2 separate regions of the Homo sapiens genome follow, and region 1 is linked to region 2. The links are chromatin loops, found by intact Hi-C in ENCODE. Cell type or tissue: gastrocnemius medialis. All regions are shown on one strand. Links, peaks and the distances in the headings refer to the core of each region. The heading gives the core; the rest is flanking DNA.

What was found. A loop is a pair of places that touch in the nucleus more often than their neighbours do. Peaks named below come from ENCODE experiments on the same cell type or tissue, not always from the same donor. Only the 100,000 strongest peaks of a DNase experiment are listed, where the experiment ranks them.
Region 1: it touches region 2 in a loop (2.5-fold over the local background); 1 of 110 quality-filtered maps calls a loop at or near these places.

Annotation. Positions count from the first base shown.
Region 1 is chr2:178,769,868-178,774,976 of GRCh38, reverse strand. TTN (titin) reads left to right here. Exons shown (of 363, transcript NM_001267550.2): 29 at 1-56; 30 at 504-770; 31 at 867-1,139; 32 at 1,252-1,515; 33 at 1,608-1,868; 34 at 3,506-3,766; 35 at 4,302-4,565; 36 at 4,657-4,917; 37 at 5,038-5,109. Among named protein-coding and RNA genes, the nearest start is that of TTN, 35 kb to the left of the region's middle. RefSeq lists an enhancer at 196-1,395. In gastrocnemius medialis, for the core only: no CTCF peak of the experiment used is centred there; no DNase peak of the experiment used is centred there; H3K27ac peaks cover 1,902 bases.
Region 2 is chr2:178,684,313-178,689,855 of GRCh38, reverse strand. TTN (titin) reads left to right here. Exons shown (of 363, transcript NM_001267550.2): 122 at 1-43; 123 at 261-341; 124 at 483-566; 125 at 720-803; 126 at 1,078-1,179; 127 at 1,632-1,745; 128 at 4,258-4,338; 129 at 4,526-4,603; 130 at 4,867-4,950; 131 at 5,107-5,190; 132 at 5,443-5,526. The region is part of intron 1 of LOC124906100 (a long non-coding RNA gene); the gene reads right to left. It overlaps LOC124907912 (a long non-coding RNA gene), which reads right to left and starts at 1,718. Exons shown (of 2, transcript XR_007087321.1): 1 at 1-1,718. In gastrocnemius medialis, for the core only: no CTCF peak of the experiment used is centred there; no DNase peak of the experiment used is centred there; H3K27ac peaks cover 1,301 bases.

The DNA.
Region 1 (5,109 bases), core at 36-5,035, 85 kb before region 2:
CTGTGTACTTGTGGAAGATGAAAATGTCAAAACGACTGCTAAACTTATTGTTGAAGGTATTCAACAACGAAGGATTTCATTGTTTACCTAAGCTCTAAAGTCACCCTTAGCATGTGGTAAAATTAGCTATGCAATTTTTCTTTCATGAAACAATTATTTGGAAATTGACTATAAGTTTCATAGCCAGAATCATAAATTTATGTTCGTAATTAAGAATGTTAACAATTTGACCATTTGGATTTTTTAAAGTAGTATTATCTTGATTTTTAGCTTTTAAGTTTTTTATTGAAGCATAATTCTTTACTTTCAAAAATATTTAAAAATTAAAATAAAATAACTGCTTCTTATTGAAAATTTATCTCTCAGCCCATCAGCGGGTAGATATTAAGAATACACCTGATAGTATGGGGGAGATAAAAGACATACAAGACATCATCTCTATCCTAAGTCTAGATGCATACCTCTCCAAAAAAATTGATTTATCTTTCTGTTATACACTTCAGGTGCAGTTGTTGAGTTTGTGAAAGAACTTCAGGACATAGAAGTTCCAGAATCATATTCAGGAGAATTAGAGTGCATTGTATCCCCAGAAAATATAGAAGGAAAATGGTATCATAATGATGTGGAGCTTAAATCCAATGGCAAATATACAATTACATCTCGTCGTGGACGTCAGAACCTCACGGTCAAGGATGTAACCAAGGAGGACCAGGGAGAATACAGCTTTGTCATCGACGGGAAAAAGACAACCTGTAAATTAAAGATGAAACGTAAGTCCTCCCATTCCTGTCAGCCTGCAGTGAGCATCATTATGGTTTATTGATAAAAAATGATCATAACATTCTTTTTCTCCCCATATTTCACAGCCCGCCCCATTGCTATCCTACAAGGACTTAGTGACCAAAAAGTCTGTGAGGGTGACATTGTTCAGCTTGAAGTTAAAGTCTCCTTGGAAAGTGTGGAAGGCGTCTGGATGAAAGACGGCCAAGAAGTGCAGCCCAGTGACAGGGTTCACATTGTGATAGACAAACAATCTCATATGCTGCTCATTGAAGACATGACTAAGGAAGATGCTGGAAATTACTCTTTCACCATTCCAGCCCTTGGCCTCTCCACCAGTGGGCGTGTCTCTGTCTATAGTGAGTCCTAATTATAAAATTTTATGTTTACACTATTAAGCAACATAAAGAACTTCAAGGAGCAGACAATTTCAACAAAATTCATTCATCTTGTGTGTGTATGATTTTGCAGGTGTGGACGTGATAACACCTCTAAAAGATGTTAATGTGATTGAAGGCACCAAGGCTGTGCTTGAATGTAAGGTGTCAGTCCCTGATGTGACTTCTGTTAAGTGGTACTTAAATGATGAACAAATCAAGCCTGATGACCGTGTACAGGCCATTGTGAAAGGTACTAAACAGCGACTAGTCATTAACCGAACTCATGCTTCAGACGAAGGACCTTACAAGCTGATAGTTGGCAGAGTTGAAACCAACTGTAATCTCTCTGTAGAAAGTAAGGATTATTCTACCTATCTAATAATTACTTTAAGCATTCTACTTTCCCAGTGTAACAATAACCAAGAGATTATTTTATTTTTTCCCCAGAAATTAAAATTATCAGAGGTCTTCGTGACCTTACCTGTACAGAAACTCAAAATGTGGTGTTTGAGGTTGAGCTGTCCCACTCTGGAATTGATGTCCTGTGGAATTTTAAGGACAAGGAAATCAAGCCCAGTTCTAAATATAAAATTGAAGCACATGGAAAAATATATAAATTGACAGTTCTAAATATGATGAAAGATGATGAAGGAAAATACACATTTTACGCGGGAGAAAATATGACATCTGGAAAACTTACTGTGGCAGGTTGGTATATTTATTAACCTAAATTCTTACGAGGAGTGATTGTTATTTTAAGAAATTATTATTCATTTCCCCCAAAATTCCTTTCAGTTTCCCACTTCCATGCCTCTGCTTATGCTGTTCCCAAAGCCAATAGTACTTGCAACACCATTCCCACCAGCCTAAATTACAAATGTTCTTCTAGGCCTACCTCAAACGTCACCTTCTCCATTAAACCTTCCTTAATCTCTCCATTTGTATATGATCTCTTCCTCATCCAACCCCAGGATCACTTTATATGTGCCTCTTTCCTAGTGTTTATTATGCACTTGTCTTATTCCCCATTTCCTCTTTCAATATCAGTGTATAAACTCCTGAAATCTGGAATTCTATTTGTATATTCCAATATATTGCAAATGACAGATAATCAATTGGTGTTTGCTGTATTGAGCTTTATTTAAACTTCCTTACTCTAAAGAATTATTTCCTTTTTTAGCCATTCTTGCTTCTTTAGCCTTTGTGCCTTTTATTTTCTTCCTACTTTTTAATGAAATCAATAAATATTTTCAAAATACAGCTTAATGTAACTGTATTTCTTATGATATCATGTAGAAATAAGACCATCATTCAGTAGAATTTCTTAGCTTTACAATGAAGAATAAAAAATGTAAATCAATTGCCAGAAAAAACTAGAAGTCATCATTAATTTGTTTGGTTCATTACAGTTTAAATTTTGAGGAGTTGAGATGTTACATTCAGATCGTGTTGTCCATTACATCTAGTATTGAAGCAAGTCATATGGTAATGATTTGTCTTATTTGGTATGAAAGTTTCATGGTTTATACTTACTTACGTTATAAGATTTCTTCAGAGATCGGACCATGAAAAGACTTGTAAAACAAAATTTCAGATTCAGCATTTTTATACATTTAATATAAATTACATGTTTTAAATGTGTGGAAACAGGAATAAACTATGAACTCCTCTGTGATTTCACCCAGTGTTTTTAAAGTACCTACCATTGGTCAGACACTTGTAGAAACTCAGGACACAAAACTAAATAAGAAATGATTTTTTTCTTGAGAAATTCATAATTTAGAGAGGACAGATACATAAGCAACTAGCTTGTTAAAGCAGTAATTATTTCTGCTAATGGATGATAAGAGTGGAGGCAATGGGGTGAAACTTCATAGAATGGGCGACATTTGCCAACACAGTGATTTTTAATATATAGAAATCCTCAATGTAGTAGAAACATTGATGACTCGTACATTTTGTTTAGCAAATTTTTATGTAGTCAAAATATCAGATTCCCAGGAAATAATCATTAAAAGACCAAGTAAAATGCTTTTGAAGAAGAAGGAATTGGGTTAGAGACTATCCTGGTGGTATACTGTTCTAAGAATTTCCTATTAATTCAACAGTTATTTTTTCTTCACAAAACTTTTCTGATTCCAGTATTTCTCCTAATTATCAGTTATGCATACTTAGAATAAGGGATTTCTTTGGTACCTTCTCAATATGGGTAAAAACAATCATAGACATTTCATGATTTCAAAATCATGTTCTTAAATTTGATATTTTATATTTACTTCTGCAAAGATTTTCCCATTGTGTGAATATGTTTAAAGGACTCATACTGTACATCTCTTGTTCCAAAGGTGGGGCCATCTCCAAGCCACTCACAGATCAGACCGTAGCTGAATCCCAGGAAGCTGTGTTTGAATGTGAAGTTGCCAACCCAGATTCCAAAGGCGAATGGTTGAGGGATGGCAAACACCTACCACTGACTAACAACATCAGAAGTGAGTCTGATGGCCACAAAAGGAGACTTATCATTGCTGCCACCAAATTAGATGACATTGGAGAATATACCTACAAGGTGGCCACCTCCAAAACATCTGCCAAACTCAAAGTTGAAGGCAAGTAACATAGGATTTGTCCTTTTCAAATCATATTACAATCTTGATCGTTATCGTTTTAAAAGACAAACGATATGGCCATTTTGGATACCATAAATTTTCATTTCATAAAGTCATTCTAGATCCTCTAAACCTTCCTGAGACACATTCCACAAGGTACAAAATTGCTTATCAAATGCGTTTATGCAAAAAAGCCATTTCTTAGGTTAAAGCTCTGTGAAACAGCTAAATCAGACACTGATTCTCCATTCGTCTTTCACCCTTCTCCAATCAGTCTATTATGCTGCTAATACATAGCTATGCAAACTTCATACTACTAAAGCATAGAAAAATCATTTCACGATGTACATGTCCAGTTGGATCCCAGGTTCCCCTAAATAATCTCAGGTGTTTTTTAAAACAGAGGTGCTGCATAACTGTAAAATGTTTGGTAGCCATTCTTTTGCAGGGTGAGTAAGCAATGATCTTGTTCAGGACTTCTTTTCCTTGATGATGTCATCTATATTTTCTAACCCAATCATAAATTTGTCTTTAGCTGTCAAAATTAAGAAGACTCTGAAGAACCTCACAGTGACAGAAACACAGGATGCTGTTTTCACTGTCGAGCTTACACACCCTAATGTCAAAGGTGTCCAGTGGATCAAAAATGGAGTTGTGCTGGAATCCAATGAAAAGTATGCTATCTCTGTCAAAGGAACAATTTACTCTCTGAGGATTAAAAACTGTGCCATCGTGGATGAGTCTGTTTATGGCTTCAGGCTTGGAAGGCTTGGAGCCAGTGCCAGACTGCACGTGGAGAGTAAGTTGATTTAGAAACACTTTTCAAGCAGTCAGCCCATGGTTACCATTAAGTTAACCCTATCACTGAATTGCTCCAATTTTCCTCTTAGCTGTCAAGATCATTAAAAAGCCAAAGGATGTGACAGCCTTGGAAAATGCCACTGTTGCCTTTGAAGTTAGTGTTTCCCATGACACTGTTCCAGTAAAATGGTTCCATAAGAGTGTGGAAATTAAGCCAAGTGACAAACACAGACTGGTCTCAGAAAGGAAAGTCCACAAGCTGATGCTGCAGAACATCTCCCCCTCAGATGCTGGGGAATACACAGCTGTGGTCGGGCAATTGGAATGCAAAGCAAAACTGTTTGTGGAGAGTAAGTATCAGGCAGCCCCCTACAGCCCTTTCCTTAATGAACCCCATGTATCTATTTGTTTGGTTTCATCTACTTTTTAAACAAATTGTATTAACTGAAGTGCTCTTTGATTTTACCAAGCATTACATATTACAAAAACCATGAAAAATATCGAGGTGCCTGAGACCAAAACTGCCTCTTTTGAGTGTGAGG
Region 2 (5,543 bases), core at 237-5,236:
CCCGTTCCTGTTGCAAAGAAAAAGGAAGCTCCCCCAGCTAAAGGTACAGTGGCTTTCGACGTAAAGCCCTATCTTTTATCTTTGATACAAAATATGTTGTGTTTAATTATCTGTTCATTGAGTTAGTTTAATTCTAAATGAATGTTTTGTGGTGAGAACTGAACAAAAGTGTCTGTCCACCCGTCTGCTTTCTTAAAAAAAATAACTGTGCATAGCTACTTTAGAAAATATAAAGTCAATTCTAAAAATGTCTCTTCAAGTTCCTGAAGTACAGAAGGGAGTTGTGACAGAAGAAAAAATAACCATTGTAACTCAAAGAGAGGAATCTCCACCACCAGCAGGTACTTAATCCCATCTCCATGAAATAACCTTGTCTTTCCTTCAAGCCTCTTTAATTGCATGTCTTCTTTAATTGCCACTTCTATGTTGCTCATTTATTTGGCCTTTTTGACAAATTTTAAAATTCAATACTATCCTTTAAGTGCCAGAAATACCAAAGAAGAAAGTTCCTGAAGAAAGGAAACCTGTTCCTCGGAAGGAGGAAGAAGTTCCACCACCACCAAAAGGTATTGTTTCTCCATCTTCCCAAGAACTGTCTTTATGTTCCAGTGATTTTGTTAGTTTTGTGATATGAGTGCACTGTGGGTGTATTTCTTTGTTTTGCACTGGGCTTCAATGAGATCACATTAAATTTCTAAAAGTGCATAATGTCTCTAAAGTGCCAGCTCTGCCTAAGAAACCCGTCCCAGAGGAGAAAGTTGCAGTGCCAGTTCCTGTCGCTAAGAAAGCTCCTCCTCCCCGAGGTAGGATTTGCCTCAATCCTCTGACAAAAAAAAAAAAAAAAAAAAAAAATCTTCGAGTGTGTTAAATTCTTGCTTTTTCCATCTGGTCTGTGCTTATACTGATCCATTGTCTCACTTGCAGTGAAACTTTTGTGTTTATGTCCTTGTGATATGTAACTTGTTTTCCCATTTTGCTAGTCAAAGTGGTGTACTGTGCAACTCTTCCCCAAATTCTAGAAAGTGAGAATTGTTAAAATTCTTGATTTTAAACTTCAACTTTAACACTTTCTTAAAGCTGAAGTCTCTAAGAAAACTGTTGTAGAAGAAAAGAGATTTGTTGCTGAAGAAAAACTATCCTTCGCAGTTCCTCAAAGAGTGGAAGTCACGCGGCACGAAGGTATATAATCGGAAGTCAGGGGATAAATGAGTTTGTGTGTGTTTCCTCAAAGTCTCTTCTTCTTCCACATGTGATTGTTTACTTTAGAACATGTCCTCATCAGTTATTTCTCCTTATGTTGGTATTAGAATGTGTCTACCTTTTGTAGCCTTCTGGGACTGAGTCTTTTGTGTCTATGTTGGCCTTGAATCATTCGAAGGAAGTGGATGAGTCCCGAAAATGTTATAATTTTGAAAGTGGCCACACTTGGACATAACTCAAGTATCATTCTCAGTCTTGGGCTGTACTTGCCCTCATCTTAAATTAGCTTCCTCCTTCTTATAGTGAGGAAGTACCATGAAGCTATGTCCTAAGCAGATAGAAGAACAGTTATCCATCTGTAGTGACCACATGGCTGTATATACATCTGTATCTCAGCAGGCTGAATTTAAATGAAACCTTATCTTTTAAAGTATCTGCAGAGGAGGAATGGAGTTACTCAGAAGAGGAGGAAGGTGTGTCCATTTCAGTTTATAGAGAAGAAGAAAGAGAGGAGGAGGAAGAAGCAGAGGTTACAGAATATGAAGGTAAACAATGCAAATAAGCTAGAGATGATCTGGGGTTTTGATGAGGTGTTTTCTTTCACAAATTGTCTACAGACCAATGAAAAGAGACAGAAAAAAGTGACACAAATTCAGTGAACATCTACCAGTCTCATTAAATGAATATTTTGATCAAAACACAAGATTCAGGAGGATTATACTAGATTAGAGAAATCCAGTGTATTTCTTCTGCATCCCTTCTTACTTGCCTACATAGAATAAAAGAGGCTTCATATTTATATATAATTAATCAGGGCAGGTATCTCCATATACATATATCCTTTCATTAAACAGGACTTGGCTTCAGCATGGTGGGCTGGCATAAGCTTTACCTTAGTAGCCTAATGCCTAATTGGTGTTTCTCAAACATTGCTTGTACCACAATCCACAGACAGAAATATATTTTATATTATAATCCTTTAATTTTTTTATTCTAGGCATTTAAAAAATACAAGTTATAATCCATTAAGTCAATTGCAGAAGTCACTATAATGTCTTAAAATGTTTTAAAATGAGCAAGAAAATATATTACCTCATTACATTCCAGGAGTCAATGCCATATTTGTGAGTCTGAAGCCCTGAACACATAAGGCTTTCCTGTATTTTACATATGGAGAAAACCATTGTGTTATATATGGGATCAGACTGACTTGTTACTCAGATCTTTTCATACCTATAATGCTAATTATCTATAGTTTCTTAAGGACAGAACCAACAAACTATTCCATTGGGATATTTTTTCAATGAATTAAGGCAGCACCAGGTTTCCAACTAAAATCCAGCATTCTGGCTAGAGCCATGTGGCCAAAAGAACTTTCCTAAGAAAGTTCCTAAGGTCTGCTTTTAAAGAGAAATCAATAAGCTCCTTAACCAAACTAACTCTCTCCCCAGTGAGAAGATGAGTAGAATTGAAGTACATTTAGATGTCCCAAGTATCTGTTTTTATCTGTCTAATAAAAGATGGCACACCATGCCCCTTTTTTCACTTGGAACAAAAGCCCATGTAAAAATCCAAGGTGCCATAGTCTTAGTGGAATGCCTTGGAATAGGCCAAGATGGGACATGACTCCCAGGAGGAAATCCATTAACTCTGTTGTGCTTCCTGGAAGAGGCCATGATGGTGGACATAAGTCAGGAAGCTGGTAGATTTGAAGACGACTCCATCTTTTCTAAAAGTGTTTGTAAAACCAAACATAGTCTGATTTCAACTTTTGACACTATAAACTTCCTGTAGTACTCCAGACTCTAGTTAAAAGGAGAAACACTGTGATTATTTTTATGTTCTCATTATGCCCCAAAGATGGGTGGCTTGTTAGGTTTACTTTCAGCGTAAGGAGCAGATATGTTTTTAACCAGACACTTCTATTCCTTATTTAACTTTGACCAGGCATGGTGGCTCATGCCTATAATCCCAGTGCTTTGGGAGGCTGAGAAGGGAGGATTGCTTGAGCACAGGAGTTCAAGACCAGCCTATGCAACATAGCAAGCCCCATTCTACAAAAATTAAAAAAACAGCTAGGCATGGTGGCATGCACCTCTAGTCCCAGCTACTCAGGAGGCTGATGCAGGAGGATCATTTGAACCCAGGAGTTCGAGGTTACAGTGAGCTGTGATTACACCACTGCATTTTAGCCTGGGCAACAAAGCAAGACATTGTCTTAAAAAAAATTAAAACTGGCCGGGCGCGGTGGCTCACGCCTGTAATCCCAGCACTTTGGGAGGCCGAGGCGGGTGGATCACGAGGTCAGGAGATCGAGACCATCCCGGCTAAAACGGTGAAACCCCGTCTCTACTAAAAATACAAAAAATTAGCCGGGCGTAGTGGCGGGCGCCTGTAGTCCCAGCTACTTGGGAGGCTGAGGCAGGAGAATGGCGTGAACCCGGGAGGCGGAGCTTGCAGTGAGCCGAGATCCCGCCACTGCACTCCAGCCTGGGCGACAGAGCGAGACTCCGTCTCAAAAAAAAAAAAAAAAAAAAAAAAATTAAAACTGTATACACTTAGGCTCAAAAATCATGTGAAGCCTCCTGCCTCTTCTACCATACCTGCCCCACAAAACTGGCGGGGAAAACAATATGGAATATTATCTTACAATTCACTTAAATCCTCAAGTATGTTTCTGCCCTGTGGCCTTCAAATCTACAGTGCTCTGCTATTTGTGAAACTCATCTTCAAATTCTTCTGTTCTTATTAACTCAGCTATTATAATCGTTTCTTGTCCCGTACTTGTCCTGTCGTTGCTGTGGATATAAGCATTATTATCTGTATGACACATTTGAAAATTAAGTTAATGAAACCTATTTCCCATTTCCCATACTCTTCATTAACGCATGTGCTTTGATTAAAATGCTCTTTGAGTATTTTAAATAGGAACAAGCAGGGGTTTGGCAAGGGTTAAACTTTTGCTATTTTGATTACTCTTTGAAGTGATAAATTAAAGCTAAAAATAAACATGAAAAACACTGTAATTTATCTTCTTTAAAACTGCTGTCTTTAAAGTGATGGAAGAGCCTGAGGAATATGTTGTGGAAGAAAAGCTGCACATTATTTCTAAGAGAGTGGAAGCTGAGCCAGCTGAAGGTATGCTGACTCTTTAATTAGTTTTATCCCTATGTTAGCTTGTCTCCTTCTTTATGTTTCCTTATAGCTAATTTGTCATCCATATTGCAAATATTGATAAATATCATGTCTAATAAAAAGATCCCTTACACTTTTATCGAAAAGAAATCTAGACATTTCTACAAACATATTTTATAATCTTTTCAAGTGACAGAGAGGCAGGAGAAGAAAATTGTACTGAAACCAAAAATTCCTGCTAAAATAGAGGAGCCTCCACCGGCTAAAGGTATGATTTCTTTCAAAGAAATGCAACACTATTTATTTTAATGTATATAATAATACCTTCACATTTGCATAACTGTCTTATGCATAACAATTTGCATAACTGTCTACGTTTTGTCAGAACACATGTATGAACGTATTTACTGAGTATAGTCATTAACGTTTGTATATATGTGCAATCTTTTCAAAAAGTGAATGCTAAGCCCCACAACTGTGTCACTTCATATGTAAGGCAAACTCATATTCTTAAACCTAATCTTTCTAAAGTTCCTGAAGCACCTAAGAAAATTGTGCCAGAAAAGAAAGTTCCTGCTCCAGTTCCTAAAAAGGAAAAGGTGCCCCCACCTAAAGGTATATTGGATTTTATTTTATTCTCAAGACTGTCTTTTTTTAATCTTAAATTGATACATTCTTCAGATTTTTTAAACATTAACCAGAAAATAAGTGTGCCTGTGTTTAGTGTTTTCCATATCGTATGTTTGATGGTATTGCCTGGTATCTTTTAAGTGCCAGAAGAGCCAAAGAAACCAGTTCCAGAAAAAAAGGTTCCTCCAAAAGTCATTAAGATGGAAGAACCTCTCCCAGCCAAAGGTAAACAAACCTCCCCAGCAGAAAAACTAGGAACATATGGCTTGTCTTTCTTTCTCTCTGCTGCTGTTCTTTGGGTCATACTGTTTATATGTTGGTGGGTGACAATGGTGTCTTTGGGTAGAGTATTACTTGTGATGTTTTTGTGTGTGTGCCTTGTAAATTCTTCTATTCTAAAATCACAGTACTTTCTGGCTAGTATATTTTTTACGTCCACTTTGATATAACTCCCTAATCCTAAAATTATCTTTTAAGTGACTGAGAGGCACATGCAAATTACCCAGGAAGAAAAAGTTCTTGTTGCTGTAACTAAAAAAGAGGCGCCTCCAAAAGCAAGAGGTACATCCGCCCTTCCA